Linked DNA regions of Homo sapiens: regions 1 and 3 are each linked to region 2. Evidence: chromatin contacts called from ENCODE Hi-C or POLR2A ChIA-PET data. All regions are on one chromosome and are shown on one strand. The core of a region is the stretch at or near the end of the contact, and the rest is flanking DNA. Distances in the headings are between cores, read along the strand shown.

What was found. Hi-C counts contacts between places; a loop is a spot of excess contacts on that map. ChIA-PET counts read pairs that join two places held with the same protein, here RNA polymerase II (POLR2A). Pooled maps may share reads with other maps.
Region 1: a loop to region 2 is called in a map with no recorded cell type, with 8 times the contacts of the local background. The contact joins the promoter of TNFSF14 here to the promoter of FCER2 in region 2. A Hi-C loop is called at or near these places in 5 of 37 single-sample maps with no recorded cell type and 3 of 50 pooled maps.
Region 3: a loop to region 2 is called in a map of GM12878, with 2.6 times the contacts of the local background. The contact joins the promoter of TNFSF9 here to the promoter of FCER2 in region 2. A Hi-C loop is called at or near these places in 1 of 168 maps with a recorded cell type or tissue (GM12878), 4 of 37 single-sample maps with no recorded cell type and 4 of 50 pooled maps. POLR2A ChIA-PET finds 5 or more read pairs at or near these places in 1 of 52 experiments (PC-3).

Annotation. Positions count from the first base shown.
Region 1 is chr19:6,668,441-6,673,050 of GRCh38, forward strand. It overlaps TNFSF14 (TNF superfamily member 14), which reads right to left and starts at 1,720. Exons shown (of 4, transcript NM_001376887.1): 1 at 1,411-1,720. The coding sequence starts at 1,629. RefSeq lists enhancers at 240-329, 390-579, 1,480-1,569, 1,950-2,179 and a silencer at 2,750-2,849.
Region 2 is chr19:7,699,916-7,704,216 of GRCh38, forward strand. FCER2 (Fc epsilon receptor II) reads right to left here and starts at 2,216. Exons shown (of 11, transcript NM_001220500.2): 1 at 2,100-2,216. LOC105372262 (a long non-coding RNA gene) reads right to left here. Exons shown (of 5, transcript XR_936296.2): 5 at 3,165-3,206. RefSeq lists an enhancer at 2,103-2,212.
Region 3 is chr19:6,529,618-6,534,245 of GRCh38, forward strand. It overlaps TNFSF9 (TNF superfamily member 9), which reads left to right and starts at 1,409. Exons shown (of 3, transcript NM_003811.4): 1 at 1,409-1,686; 2 at 3,169-3,199. The coding sequence starts at 1,420. RefSeq lists silencers at 1,237-1,466, 1,607-1,676 and enhancers at 2,087-2,186, 2,788-3,288, 3,289-3,789.

The sequences.
Region 1 (4,610 bases), core at 470-2,969, 1.0 Mb before region 2:
CACACCTGTAATCCCAGCACTTTGGGAGGCTGAGGCAGGTGGATCACTTGAGGTCAGGAGTTCGAGACAAGTCTGGCCAACATGGTGAAACCCCGTCTGTACTAAAAATACACAAATTAGCCAGGCACGGTGGCGGATGCCTGTGATCCCAGCTACTGCTCAGGAGGCTGAGACAAGGGAATCACTTGAACCTGGGAGGTGGGGTTGTAGTGAGCCAAGACTGCACCACTACACTACAGCCTGGGCTATGGGAGAGAAACCTTGTCTCAAAAAAAAAAAAATGCAGACAGCGAGATGGCTGGACACATGGACACCACCCTTGGGATATAGCACCTGCCACAGGGCACAGACCTCAACATCATCATGACGCTGAGAAGACACATGTGGGCTCAGATGCGTGGACATGTGGTTTGTGGTTTATGGATCCATGTGCGTCTACAGACACAGAGACCCAGAGACAAAGACAGACAACGTGAATACACCGGCTGCAGCTAGGCGGGTGTGTGGACATGTGGGTACACGCACATACGTCCACATGGGTATATGGACACGAATGTGTGGCCACCGGATCCAGACCCAGGACACAAAAGGGGCCAAGCCCACAGGGGTATGGTGTTGGGCACACATAGACCCCCAGGTGAGGCACACAGACAGGCGGACACATCCACAGCCAGCTGGAAGCAGACCGAGAAATTTCCACAGATGGAAATGGTCAGAGAATTAATGACAATCGCAGTAACAGTAATAAGAGTACCAGAGAAGGCCAGGCGCAGTGGCTCACACCTGTAATCCCAGCACTTTGGGAGGCTGAGGCGGGTGGATCTCCTGAGGTCGGGAGTTTGAGACCAGCCTGACAAACATAGAGAAGCCCCATCTCTACTAAAAATACAAAATTGGCCAGGCGTGGTGGCGCATGCCTGTAATCCCAGCTACTCGGGAGGCTGAGGCAGGAGAATCACTTGAACCCGGGAGGCAGAGGTTGCGGTGAGCAGAGATCATGCCATTGCACTCCAGCCTGGGCAACGAGAGTGAAACTCCGTCTCAAAAATAAAAAAGTACAGAGAAAATGCATGCGTGTGTGCACAGGGGTGTGCATGGCAGTGTTGGGGTGTCAGTTCCGACGGGTGGAGCTGGCATCGTCTGGTACTACACATGCCATAGCATACTTCGTCCCCTATGAAGAGACTGCCCTTATTTTGTAGATGAAGACACTGAGGTTCAGAGAGGTGAATTCACTTGCCCAAGGCTGGGAGCAGCAACCAGTCAAGCCAGCTGCTCTCAGCCTGTGCCCTGTCCTACACACACACACACACACACACACACACACACACACAGACACACAGTGACCCACAATGACACAGGGGAGCCCCCCTCACCTCCACCTGCTCTCAGCCCCCCGGTCCCACTCACAGGCAGGCGGGTGACCATCTCTCCTAGACGCCAGTGCAGCTGCAGGAGGAACCAGCCTTGGACGGCCAGCCCGGCCCCCATCAGCAACAGCAAGAGACCCAGACCCACCCGGGCCACACTGCACGACTGTCTCCGGTGGCTTCGTCCCAGCCTCGTGAATGGGATGTCGGTCTGTCCATCCACCACAAACACTGAGGGCCGTACGACACTCTCCTCCATGCCCAAGGTGTCTGGAGCAGGGCTGACACGCCTGGGTCCTTCAACCTCAGAGGAAACCGAAATTGCTCAACACTCCTGGGCTGTGCACGCTGCGGACAGGCACCCGTGGGCCGCCTTTAGAGCTGGGGTTCAGCCCCACCCCTTCCCCCACTCACCCTCCTCTTCTTCCGGTACCCGCCGCCCCCGGTCTTGGCCCTGTCTCACTCTCACTCATACAGACTCTCACACTTTCCAGAGGCTTCTGAAAATGTGACTCAGGTGGCAAGTGCAGTGGGGAGCCCCCAGCTTTCCCTTCTTGGATGCTTCATTCGCTTGGGGCCACCAAATATCGACTGAGGACTTTCTGCCCATGCCAGGCTCTGCTCTCGGTGTGGGGGATGCAGCAATGAACAACAGCAAGAAGGGTCCCTGCTCCTCTTCTGGTGGAGCCAGAGAGACAAGAAACCTCGTAAACAAGAAAATAATACGTTGTGGGTTTTTTTGTTCGTTTATTTGTTTTGTTTTTGAGATGGAGTCTCGCTCTGTTGCCCAGGCTGGAGTGCAGTGGCGCGATCTCAGCTTACTACAACCTCCACCTCCTGGGTTCAAGCAATTCTCCTGCCTCAGCCTCCCAAGTAGCGGGGATTACAGGCGCGTGCCACCACGCCTGGCTGCTTTTTGTATTTTTAGTAGAGATGGGTTTTCACCATGTCGGTCAGGCTGGTCTCGAACTCCTGACCTCAAGCGATCCACCCACCTCAGCCTCCCAAAGTGCTGGGATTACAAACGTGAGCCGCACCATGCCCGGCCTTCTGTTGTGTTTTGATGTGACAAGTGCAGTGAAAAACACAAGAGTGGAATAAAGGAGTGGATGTGTGCTCTGTGTGTGTGCTTGTCTGCATGCATATATGTGTGCAGTGTGTGCATGTGAATGTGTGTATTCAGTTGTGTGCATGCAAGTGTGTATCATGTACACATGTGCAGGCGCATGCCTGTGTATCATACATGTGCTGGCATGTAAATGTGCGTGCATATGTGGGCAGGTGCATGCATATGTGTATGGTCATCTGTGTGCATGTGCATGTGGTCCATGTACATGCATGCATGTGCACGTGTGTGTATGTGTGAACATGCATCACATGTGCAAGTGGGTGTGCATATATGTGCTGTGTGCAGGTGTGTGCATGTGTGTGTGCCTGTGCATTGGTGCGTGTATGTGTGTGTGCGCACTTGCACGGGTGTGTTCATGTGTGTGGGGAGGTCCATGTATGAGTGTGCATGCATTCAAGCGTGGATTTTTTTTTTTTTCGAGACGGAGTCTCGCTCTGTCGCCCAGGCTGGAGTGCAGTGGTGCGATCTCGGCTCACTGCAAGCTCCGCCTCCCAGGTTCACGCCATTCTCCTGCCTCAGCCTCCTGAGTAGCTGGGACTACAGGCGCCCACCACCGCACCCAGCTAATTTTTTGTATTTTTAGTAGAGACGGGGTTTCACCGTGTTAGCCAGGATGGTCTCAATCTCCTGACCTCGTGATCCGCCTGCCTTGGCCTCCCAAAGTGCTGGGATTACAGGCATAAGCCACCGCACCCAGCCTTTTTCTTTCTTTTTTTTTTTGAGGCAGAGTCTCACTTTGTCACCCAGGCTGGAGTGCAGTGGTGCCATTTTGGCTCACTGCAACCTCTGCCTCCCGGATTCAAGCAATTTTCCTGCCTCAGCCTCCTGAGTAGCTGGGATTACAGGCGCCCACCACCATGCATAGCTAATTTTTGTATTATATGTTGGCCATTATATATGTTGTAACATATATGTTGTCTATATGTTGGCCAGGCTGGTCTCGAACTCCTGACCTCAGGTGATCTGCCCACCTCAGCCTCCCAAAATGCTAGAATTACAGGCGTGAGCCACTGCACTTGGCTTCTGTCTTGTTTCATAAGTATCTTTGTAATATCCTTGATTTTACCTCTTGGCCCTGAAAGCCAAAAACACTTATGTGGCCCTTTATAGATACAGTTTGCTGCCAGCTTGCCCCTGAGCTTAGGCTAAGACACGAAGTGCCCTTCACTGGGGCCTCTGTGGTTGGACCCTCGTGCTTTTGCTCACTCTGCCCCAGACAGATATCCTGGGTCTTTGCACTTCCTCTTCCTGCTGCTGGGAACCATCTTCCCTAGATCTCCAAAGCAGGCTCCCCCTGCTCATCTGCGTCTTGACTCAAGAAACTTCTCACAGGAGCCCTCCCTGAATTGGTCAGGTGTCTCCCGAGAGACAGAACCAATAGAAGATACACAGAGAGATAGAGATGGGATCTATAGGCTGGGTGCGGTGGCTCACGCCTGTAATCCCAGCACTTTGGGAGGCTGAGGCATGTGGATCACCTGAGGTCGCGAGTTCGAGGCCAGCCTGGCCAATATGGGGAAACCCTGTCTCTATCAAAAATACAAAAATAAAAAATAAAAAATTAGCTAGGTGTGGTGGCACACTTCTGTAATCCCAGCTACTTGGGAGGCTGAGGCTCAAGAATCACTTGAACCCGGGAGGCACAAGTTGCAATGAACTGAGATTGTGCCACTGCACTCCAGGCTGGGCAATGGCATGAGACTGTCTCAAAAAAAAAAAAAAAAAAAGAGATCTGTAGAGACAGACAAAGATACAGAGTCAGAGAAGAGACAGACATGGAAAACTAGAGAGACAGGGACACAGAGATACAAAGACAGACGGAGAGAGAGAGAGAGAGAGATGTATAGAGTCAGAGAGAGTGTGTAACACATTTATTTTAAGAAATTAGCTCACACAATCATGGGAGTTGGCAAGTCTGAAGTCCACAGGACAAGCCAGTTAGGCTGGAGGCTCAGGTAAGAGGTGACACTACCGTCTTAAAGCCTAAAGCCTGGAAACTCAGGCAGAATTACTAAGTTGCAACCTTGAGGCAGAATTCCTTCTTCAGGAAACTTCGGTGTTTACTCCTCAGACCTTCAACTGATCAGGTGCGGCCCACTCACATTACCTAG
Region 2 (4,301 bases), core at 966-3,465:
GACTTGGTGGCACTCAGGGGCCATTTGCTGATTTTGTTTAGTCTACAATCTGGACTCACTAGCGTGGTTAGCAGGGAGACACAGCTGGTGTGGAGAGATAGCAGCCTGAGATCAGAAGTGGGGCACTCCAGAGCCCATCACACTTGAGCTACACAGCAGGTGCACCCATGAGATCTTGACAAATGGCTTAATTAACCTGGAAACTTCTTTCCTCATTCGTAAAATGATGATACCAAGAACACCTATACTGTTGGTTGGTGATCTGTGCTAAAAATATCACCAGCGTTTATTATAATTGCCTTGCCTGTGTGACCTCAGCCAAGGATTCAACCATTCTCAGCCTCAGTTTTCCCCTCTGTAAAATGGGCTGATGACAGCACCCAACTCATGAGGCCAAGATAGGATCCAATGAGATCACAGCATACCTGAGGTTTTTGGTGCCGGGCTGCGCACAGTGGGTCTTCGGATTCTAAACATTTATGAAACATCTACTCTGTGCCACGTCCCACTGAGAAATGCTAAGAGCCCATAACCCAGGCCTCAGCCTTCTCCTCTGCCAATGTCCCCAGGGCATCTGTAAAGTGCTCTGACTTTATTTATTTATTTATTTATTTATTGAAATGGAGTCTCGCTCTGTTGCCCAGGCTGGAGTGCAGGGGCACGATCTCGGCTCACTGCCACCTCCACCTCCTGGGTTCAAGCGATTCTCCCGCCTCAGCCTCCCGAGTAGCTGGGACTATAGGCACGTGCCACCATGACCAGATAATTTTTGTATTTTTAGTAGAGACGGGTTTTCACTATGTTGGCCAGGCTAGTCTCAAACTCCTGACCTCATGATCCGCCCGCCTCGGCCTCCCAAAGTGCTGGGATTACAGGCGTGAGCCACTGTGCATGGCCTATTTTTTTATTTTTTGAGATGGAGTCTCGCTCTGTCACCCAGGCTAGAGTGCAATGGCACCATCTTGGCTCACTGCAACCTCCACCTCCCGGGTTCAAGCGATTCTCCTGTCTTAGCCTCCCAAGTAGCTGGGACTACAGGCACCCACCACCACACCTGGCTAATTTTTGTATTTTAGTAGAGACAGGGTTTCACCATATTGATCAGGCTGGTCTCGAACTCCTGACCACAGGTGATCTGCCCTCCTCAGCCTCCCAAAGTGCTAGGATTACAGGCGTGAGCCACTGCGCCCGACCAAGTCCTCTGACTTTAAAGCATCTACTATGTGCTGAGGAGCATGGGACTTGGGGTCCTTCAGGCCTGGAGGTCACGGGCTACCTTCTTTCGCTGCTTGACTATAGGTAAGTCCCTTCTCTCGGAGCCTCAGGGAGGTGGGGTGTGGCGCGGCCAGGCTCTGATTAGCGGCAGCTCAAGCTGGCCCTTTTGACATTGTGAGAGGAACCCAGAGACCATCCTGGGACTGGAACTGTCCAGGGAGGCAGCTGGACAGACCTGAGTCCGAGTCCTGGCTTCTTCCTGGATGAGCAGCTCAGTTTGCTCATCTGTAAATTGGGAGTATTCAAAGCACCAGCACACAGTAGGTGCTCAGTAAACCTACTGGCAGGATGCTGGGGGACTGTCCTCATTCTGTGGGGCCTCTCTCAGTGGAACTGAGGTTCCAAGAGGGTAAGTCATTTGTCCCCATCACGCAGTGGTGGGACTGGAACTCAAACCCGGGACCCTTGAGCTGGGAGCCCATTTGCTCAATCATCTGGAGACATAATCTCATGGTGGGGTGTCTACTGGTAAGTGCTGGGTGGCAGGATCCCAACTCCAGGCCGTCCTTCTAACCCAAGAGGTCCTGCCTCTGCCTAGAGTCTTCCATGGCTCCCCAGGGCCCTCTATGATCGGCCCAGCGCACTCACCAAGCTCATCTCAGACCAGATGGCCTGCTTTCACTTCCCCAAATCAGGGACTCGAATGCCTCGAGATTCTGTCCACACTGCGGCCCCCACCCCCGCCCCCTCACCACCCACCACCTCCCTTCTCTGGTTGTGACCTCCTGCTGGTCATCCCTTGAGGCTCAGCCCAAGGTCGTTTCTTCCAAGGGCGCTTTGATCTCCACTTCCCATGGCCAACCCCCAACACACCAGATACGTACTCACTTAGTGGAGTTTGGAGCCTGTGTCTGTCCTCCTAGTGTGTTGGGGTCGACCAGAGCGATTGGCAGGGACCGTCAGAGACAGAGGTTTAAGCAGGAAGAGAGACACTTTCTTCTGAAAGTAGAGCCACTGACAGCTTCTATTTTCATAGACCTAAATATGGGCTTGCCACCCGGATAACATTACACGCATGGCCTCTCCTGGTGCTCCCCACACCCGGGTGAAGTCCGTGTTATTATTATCTCCATTTCTCAGGTAAGAGAATTGGGTGAGAACTAGAGATGTTAAGCAGCAAGTTCCCACAGGGCTGAAGGAGGTGAGTGGTAGCGTCAAGATGTGAACCACTGTTACTGCACACTGAATCATACCACTATGGCCGATCACAGAGGGCCCTGGGGAGCCACGGAAGGCTCTAGGCAGAGGCAGGGCCTCTTGGGTTAGAAGGACGGCCTGGAGTTGGGATCCTGCCACCCGGCACTTACCAGCAGACACCCCACCATGAGATTATGTCTCTTGATGATTGAGCAAATAGGCTCCCAGGTCAAATGTCCCAGGTTTGAGTCCCAGCAAGAAAAAAGGGAAGAGGAGAGAGAGGCAGAGGAAGGGGAAAAAAAAGACAGAAGGAAGGAGAGGGAGAAGGAGGAGTAGGAGGGAAGGAGGGAAGCGGGGGGAAAGAAAGATACGTGAGATAATATTCAGGTCAAATATGGACAGTTTTGGCTGGGCACGGTGGCTCACGCCTGTAATCCCAGCACTTTGGGAGGCTGAGGTGGGAGGATCACTTAAGCCTGGGAGTTCAAGACCAGCCTGGACAACATAGCAAGCCGTTGTCTCTACAAAAACTATAAAAACTAGCAGGGCATGGTGGTGCATGCCTGTGATCCCAGCTACTGGGGAGGCAGAGGTGAGTGGATCACTTGAGCCCAGGAGTTCAAGATCAGCCTGGGCAACACAGTGAGATGAAAGAAAGAAAGAGAGAGAGAAAGAGAGAGAGAGAGACCGGGCACAGTGGCTCACGCCTGTAATCCCAGCACTTTGGGAGGCCGAGGCAGGTGGATCATCTGAGGTCAGGAGTTCAAGGCCAACATGGTGAAACCCTGTATCTACTGAAAATACAAAAAAAAAAAAAAAAAAAAAAAAATTAGCTGGGCATGGTGGTGGGCACCTGTAATCCTAGCTACTCGGGAGGCTGAGGCAGGAGAATCGCTTGAATCCGGGAGGCAGAGGTTGCGGTGAGCCGAGATCGCGCCATTGCATTCCAGCCTGGGCAACAAAAGCTAAACTCTGTCTCACAAAAAAAAAAAAGAAAAGAAAAAAGAAAGAAAAACAGAAAAGAAACACCAAACTCCATCCCAGCCCCATCCTGGAACTAAGACTTCATCCCCATGTCCTCACAACATGGCCCAGCTGGACTTATTCCCAAGCTTCCTCCTCCTTCTCCTCGTGTGTCCCCATTGGTGGGACAGTCCGTCCATCCACCCAGACACCCCGGCCCAGGTCCAGGCCTTGTCCAAGCACTTCCCGATCTTCCACCCCACCGCTCACCCAGCACCCGCGCCTGGCTCGTCTCAAAAAAATAACCTGCTTCTCCCCATCCCCACAGCTGCTCCCTCTTCCCCCTGGACCAGGTGACATCCCCCTCTTAGGGTTCCCCCTGCCTGGTTTGCCTTGTCCCTGGGACTGCCTCCTCCATGGCCTCCCCACTCTCATCCTGCCCCCATGACAGCCTTCCCTGGGGCTCTACCTCCTGTCTTGCCCCCCAAAACAGACCCTCCAGGGTCCTCACTCCCACCTGGCCACCACGGCAGACCCCCCCTTAGGATCCCCAACCCGACCTGCCCTCAAGACTAATCCCCCAGTGACCCCACCCTGGCTTGGCCTCAAATGCTGTCCCTATGTCCACTCAGCAGCCCCCAGCCACCTCTCCAATGCTCAGCGGCCAACTCTTTCCCTTCCTTTTTGATTTTTTTTCTTTTTTTGAGACAGAGTCTTGCTGTGTCATCCAGGCTGGAGTACAGTGGCATGATCTCAGCTCCCCATAACCTCTGCCTCCCCGGATTCAAGTGATTCTCCTGCCTCAGCCTCCCAAGTACCTGGGATTACAGGCACGCGCCACTACACCTGGCTAATTTTTTGTATTTGTAGTAGAGATGGGGTTTCACCAAGTTGACCAGGCTGGTCTTGAACTCCTGGTCTCAAGT
Region 3 (4,628 bases), core at 159-2,658, 1.2 Mb before region 2:
GGAGAGTCAGAGACAGAGAGAAAGAAACACACAGACTGACACAGATAAAAGAGCCAGAGACAGGGAGAGGCAGAGACAAAGAGAGATACAGAGACAGAGATAACAGAGCCAGAGACAGAGAGACAGAGACAGAGATAACAGAGCCAGAGACAGGGAGAGAGTGTCAGAGACAGAGACAGACACAGAGATAACAGAGCCAGAGATAGGGAGAGTCAGAGACAGAGAGAAAGAGACACAAGACAGACATAGATAAAAGAGCCAGAGACAGGGAGAGGCAGAGACAAAGAGAGATACAGAGACAGAGATAGCAGAGCCAGAGACAGGGAGAGAGTGTCAGAGACAGAGAGACAGACACAGAGATAACAGAGCCAGAGATAGGGAGAGTCAGAGACAGAGAGAAAGAGACAGACAGACATAGATAAAAGAGCCAGAGACAGGGAGAGAGACACAGAGACAGAGACATAGAGACAGAGATAACAGAGCCAGAGACAGAGTCAGAGACAGAGACAGAGAGAGCCAGACACAGAGACAGAGAGAGAGAGTCACAGCCAGAGACAGCGACAGAGATAACAGAAGCAGAGAGAGGGAGAAAGATAACAGAGCCAGAGACAGTCAGAGACAGAGATAGAGAGACAGAGATAACAGAGCCAGAGACAGATACAGAGACAGAGATAACGGAGCCAGAGATAGGGAGAGAGAGTCAGAGACAGAGAGAGATATATAGACAGAGATAACAGAGCCAGACATGGGGAGAGAGAGTCAGAGGCAGAGAGAGAGAAGACAGATAGAGAGACAGAGCCAGTGATAACAGAGCCAGAGACAGGGAGAGAGAGTCAGAGAGAGATACAATGAGAGACAGAGATAACAGCCAGAGACAGAGTTAGACAGAGAGATACAGAGACAGAGATAACAGAGCCAGAGACAGGGAGAGAGAATTAGAGACAGAGATAGAGAGAGACAGAGACAGAGATAATACAGGCACAGAGGCACGCATAGACATAAATTGGCAGAGAGAGAGAAAGATCTCTTTCCACCCACTGCAGAGGCAATCAACAGAGACAGAGAAAGACGTTAACGGGGAGACACAGAGAGCAAAGGAGACTGAGTCAGCAAGAGACCCACAGAGATACCGGGAAAGAGCGGCAGAGAGGGAGAACCAGGGCGATGGAGAGACAGCAGGGAGAAAGGAACCTGGAGCCGAGCTTGGAAGGCCGGAAACGGAAAGGAGAGCGAAAAGCGGAGAGAGATCCGAGTGGAGAAAATTCCGCAGAGTCACGGGGACGAGGGGAAAGGCTCTGGGCTGGGAAGGGGCGTGGCCGCGGGCGGAGGGGCGTGGCCGCGGGCGGAGGGGCGTGGCCTCCTTTTGTAGCCAAGCAGCTATAAAAAGCGGCGCGCTGTGTCTTCCCGCAGTCTCTCGTCATGGAATACGCCTCTGACGCTTCACTGGACCCCGAAGCCCCGTGGCCTCCCGCGCCCCGCGCTCGCGCCTGCCGCGTACTGCCTTGGGCCCTGGTCGCGGGGCTGCTGCTGCTGCTGCTGCTCGCTGCCGCCTGCGCCGTCTTCCTCGCCTGCCCCTGGGCCGTGTCCGGGGCTCGCGCCTCGCCCGGCTCCGCGGCCAGCCCGAGACTCCGCGAGGGTCCCGAGCTTTCGCCCGACGATCCCGCCGGCCTCTTGGACCTGCGGCAGGTGAGACGTGCCCCGACCCTCGGTAGCTGGTCTCGCGGGAGACCCCTACCGCCCCTCTGGGACTCCCTTCTCCCTCCCGCACCCCCAGGGACACCTGTTCTACACTCCCGGCCGGGGAGAGGAGACCCACCGGGGCTCCCATTCTCCATCTAGCACCGAGGCCGGGGGGGCACACCTTTCATCCCGCACCCCTACGACACCTCATCTGTACCCCAGGCCGGGGGCGGGGAGGAGACCGCCCAACAGTTCTTTTTGGACCCCCCAAGGGTCTCCTTCTTCTAGTCCGGGGGGCACCCCTTTCATCCTGCGCCCGCTACGAGACCCTATCTGTATCCCGGGAGGGGGAGAGGAGACCCCCACAAGTTCTTTTTGGACCTCCAAGGGCTCTCCTTCTCCGTCTTGCACGGGAGGGCACCCCTTTCATTCCGCATCCCGAGACCCCATCAGCACCCCAGGCCAGGAGGAGGAGACCCCCACAGTCCTCAACCCCTCAGGGATACGTCTTCTGCACCCCGGGTCGGAGAAAGGCTGGCTTCCCTCCATGTGGCAGTGGGTGGGGGCACCCCTCTTCATTCCGCATTCCCAAGGCACCCCATCTGCACCCTGGACGGGGGACCCTCCGCGGTTCTCCAACCCTCGACGGCTTCCTTTCTCTATGTAGGACTTAGGACATTGAGGGCACCTCTTTTTACCCCGCACCCCCACAAGCTCTGCATCTCTGGGGGGAACCTTTTTTCCATCCCCGATCCGAGGGGGGCACTTCCTCTTTATCTGGGACCGCCAAGGAGACCCCCAGTTCCTTTGCTAACTCCCAAAGAGCCTTATCCCCAACATCTGAGGTACCCCTCTCCCTTTCAAGACCCCCAGGGGAATACCCCCAAGGGGGCTGGAAAGAAGAGGGATCGCTTTTCCCTCCTGAATTCTTGGAGATCTGTCCTTGGGGCAGGTTGAGCCACCAGCTTCGTGTGTGTGTGTGTGTGTGTGTGTGTGTGTGTTCGTGTTTGTGTGGGTGTTTGTGTTCGTGTGTGTGTGTTCGTGTGGGGGTGCGTATGTGTGTGTGTTCGTGGGTGTGTTTGTGTTCGTGTGGGTGTGTGTTCGTGTGGGTGTTTGTGTTTGTTCGTTCGTGTGGGTGTTTGTGTTCATGTGGGTGTGTTTGGATATTTGTGTTCGTGTGTGTCTGTGTGTGTTCGTGTGGGTGTTTGTGTGTGTTTGTGTTTGCGTTCGTGTGTGTGTTCGTGTTTGTTCGTGTGTCTGTGTGTTAATGTGGGTGTTCGTGTGTGTGTTCGTTTGTGTTTGTGTTCGTGTGTTTGTGTGTTTGTGTGTGTGTGTGTGCGGTCTCTGTTCTTTAGTTGGGAGGGAAGGGAAGCGTAGGCTTCAGGTCGGCACAGACTCTGGGGACCCTGACAGCTGAAGTGAGTGGGGACAGAACCTCCATTTTCTAGGGGAACCCCCATCCACTTTCCTCCTTTCTACTTTTAACAGGGCATGTTTGCGCAGCTGGTGGCCCAAAATGGTAAGTATCCTCCGCCACTTCCGGTCCCTGGCCCCCCACCATCCCCACCCCGGGATACGAAGAAGGGGGAACCTGGAGAGTGAGGCTCTGCCGCACACTGGCTTTGACCCTTGACCGCTGCTGTCTCTGAAAGCTGCTACTTCCCCTCTTTGAACGCCACCGATCCCTCTTTCTGACTTGCTCTGACTCTCTGGATGCCATGGCCTCCCCATCAGACCCCCATCTGGGCCCACCTGGGACCCCTGCCCTCTCAGAGCTGGGGCTTGACACCCCCAACCCCCAGCCTGGTTTTGTGTCTCTGGCCTCCTTCTTTTCGAAACCCTCTTCCCCGCTGCTTTTCTTCCCTCTTTCCTGCCCCTTCCCCACTCTCCCAGCCTCTCTTCCCTACCTCTTCCCCTCGCCCAGAGCCTCCTCCTTACTCCCATTCTCTTCCCCATCCCCAGGCCCTCCTCCTGTCCCCTTCCCTCCCCCTAGACCCTCCTCCCTGCCCCTTCCCCAAACCCTCCCCAGCCCCATGCTCTCCCAGTTTCCAAGACACTCCTCCCAGCACCTTCCCTCCCCGTCCAGAGACTTCTTCCCCGCTCGAGACCTCTTCCCCCTTCCCCTCCCAGAGACCCCCTTCCCCCTTCCCCTCTCCATCTAGAGATCACTTCCCCCTTTCCCCTCCCCCTCCAGAAACCCCTTCCCCCTTCCCTCTCCCCTCCAGAGACCCCTTCCCCCTCCAAAGACCCCTTCCCCCTTCCTTCCCCCTCCAGAGACCCCTTTCCCCTTCCCTCCCCTTCCAGAGACCCCTTCCCCCTCCCCCTCCAAAGACCCCTTCCTCCTTCCCCTCCCTCTCCAGAGACCCCTTCCCCCTTCCCTCTCCCTCCAGAGACCCCTTCCCCCTTCCCTGCCCCCTCCAGAGTCCCCTTCCCCTCCAGAGGCCCCTTCCCCCTTCCCCCTCCCCCTCCAGAGACACCTTCTCCCTTCTCCCCCTCCAGAGACCCCTTCCCCCTTCCCTCCCCCTGCCTAAGACTCCCCTCCCTGCCATCTTCTCTCCTTGGTGCTTCCTTCTCCCTAACCCCTCCCCCACCCCTTCCTGCTCCCTTTGCCTTTCTTCGAAGTCCTCTCTTACCAGGTCCCCTGTCCACCCCTCTTAAAGTTCCCTTGATTCCCTGATGGATCCTTCCTCTAGAACTTCCTCCTTTCCTAACAGTCTTCCCTCTCCCTCCTAGCTCCCTGTCCACCTCTCCTCTCCCCTTTCCTTCCTTCTCTCCCTTCTCCTCCCCCCATCTCCATCCTGTCCGAGATCTGCTGCTCCCTCCAACCCCCTCACCGCCCTCTCCAGGAGTCCCCTTACCCCTCCCCGAGGCCTCTTCCAGCCAGACTCGCCTGGCCTTTTGCTTTTCACCCCCTCTTCCTCTTCCTGCATGTCTTTCCCCGCACCCGC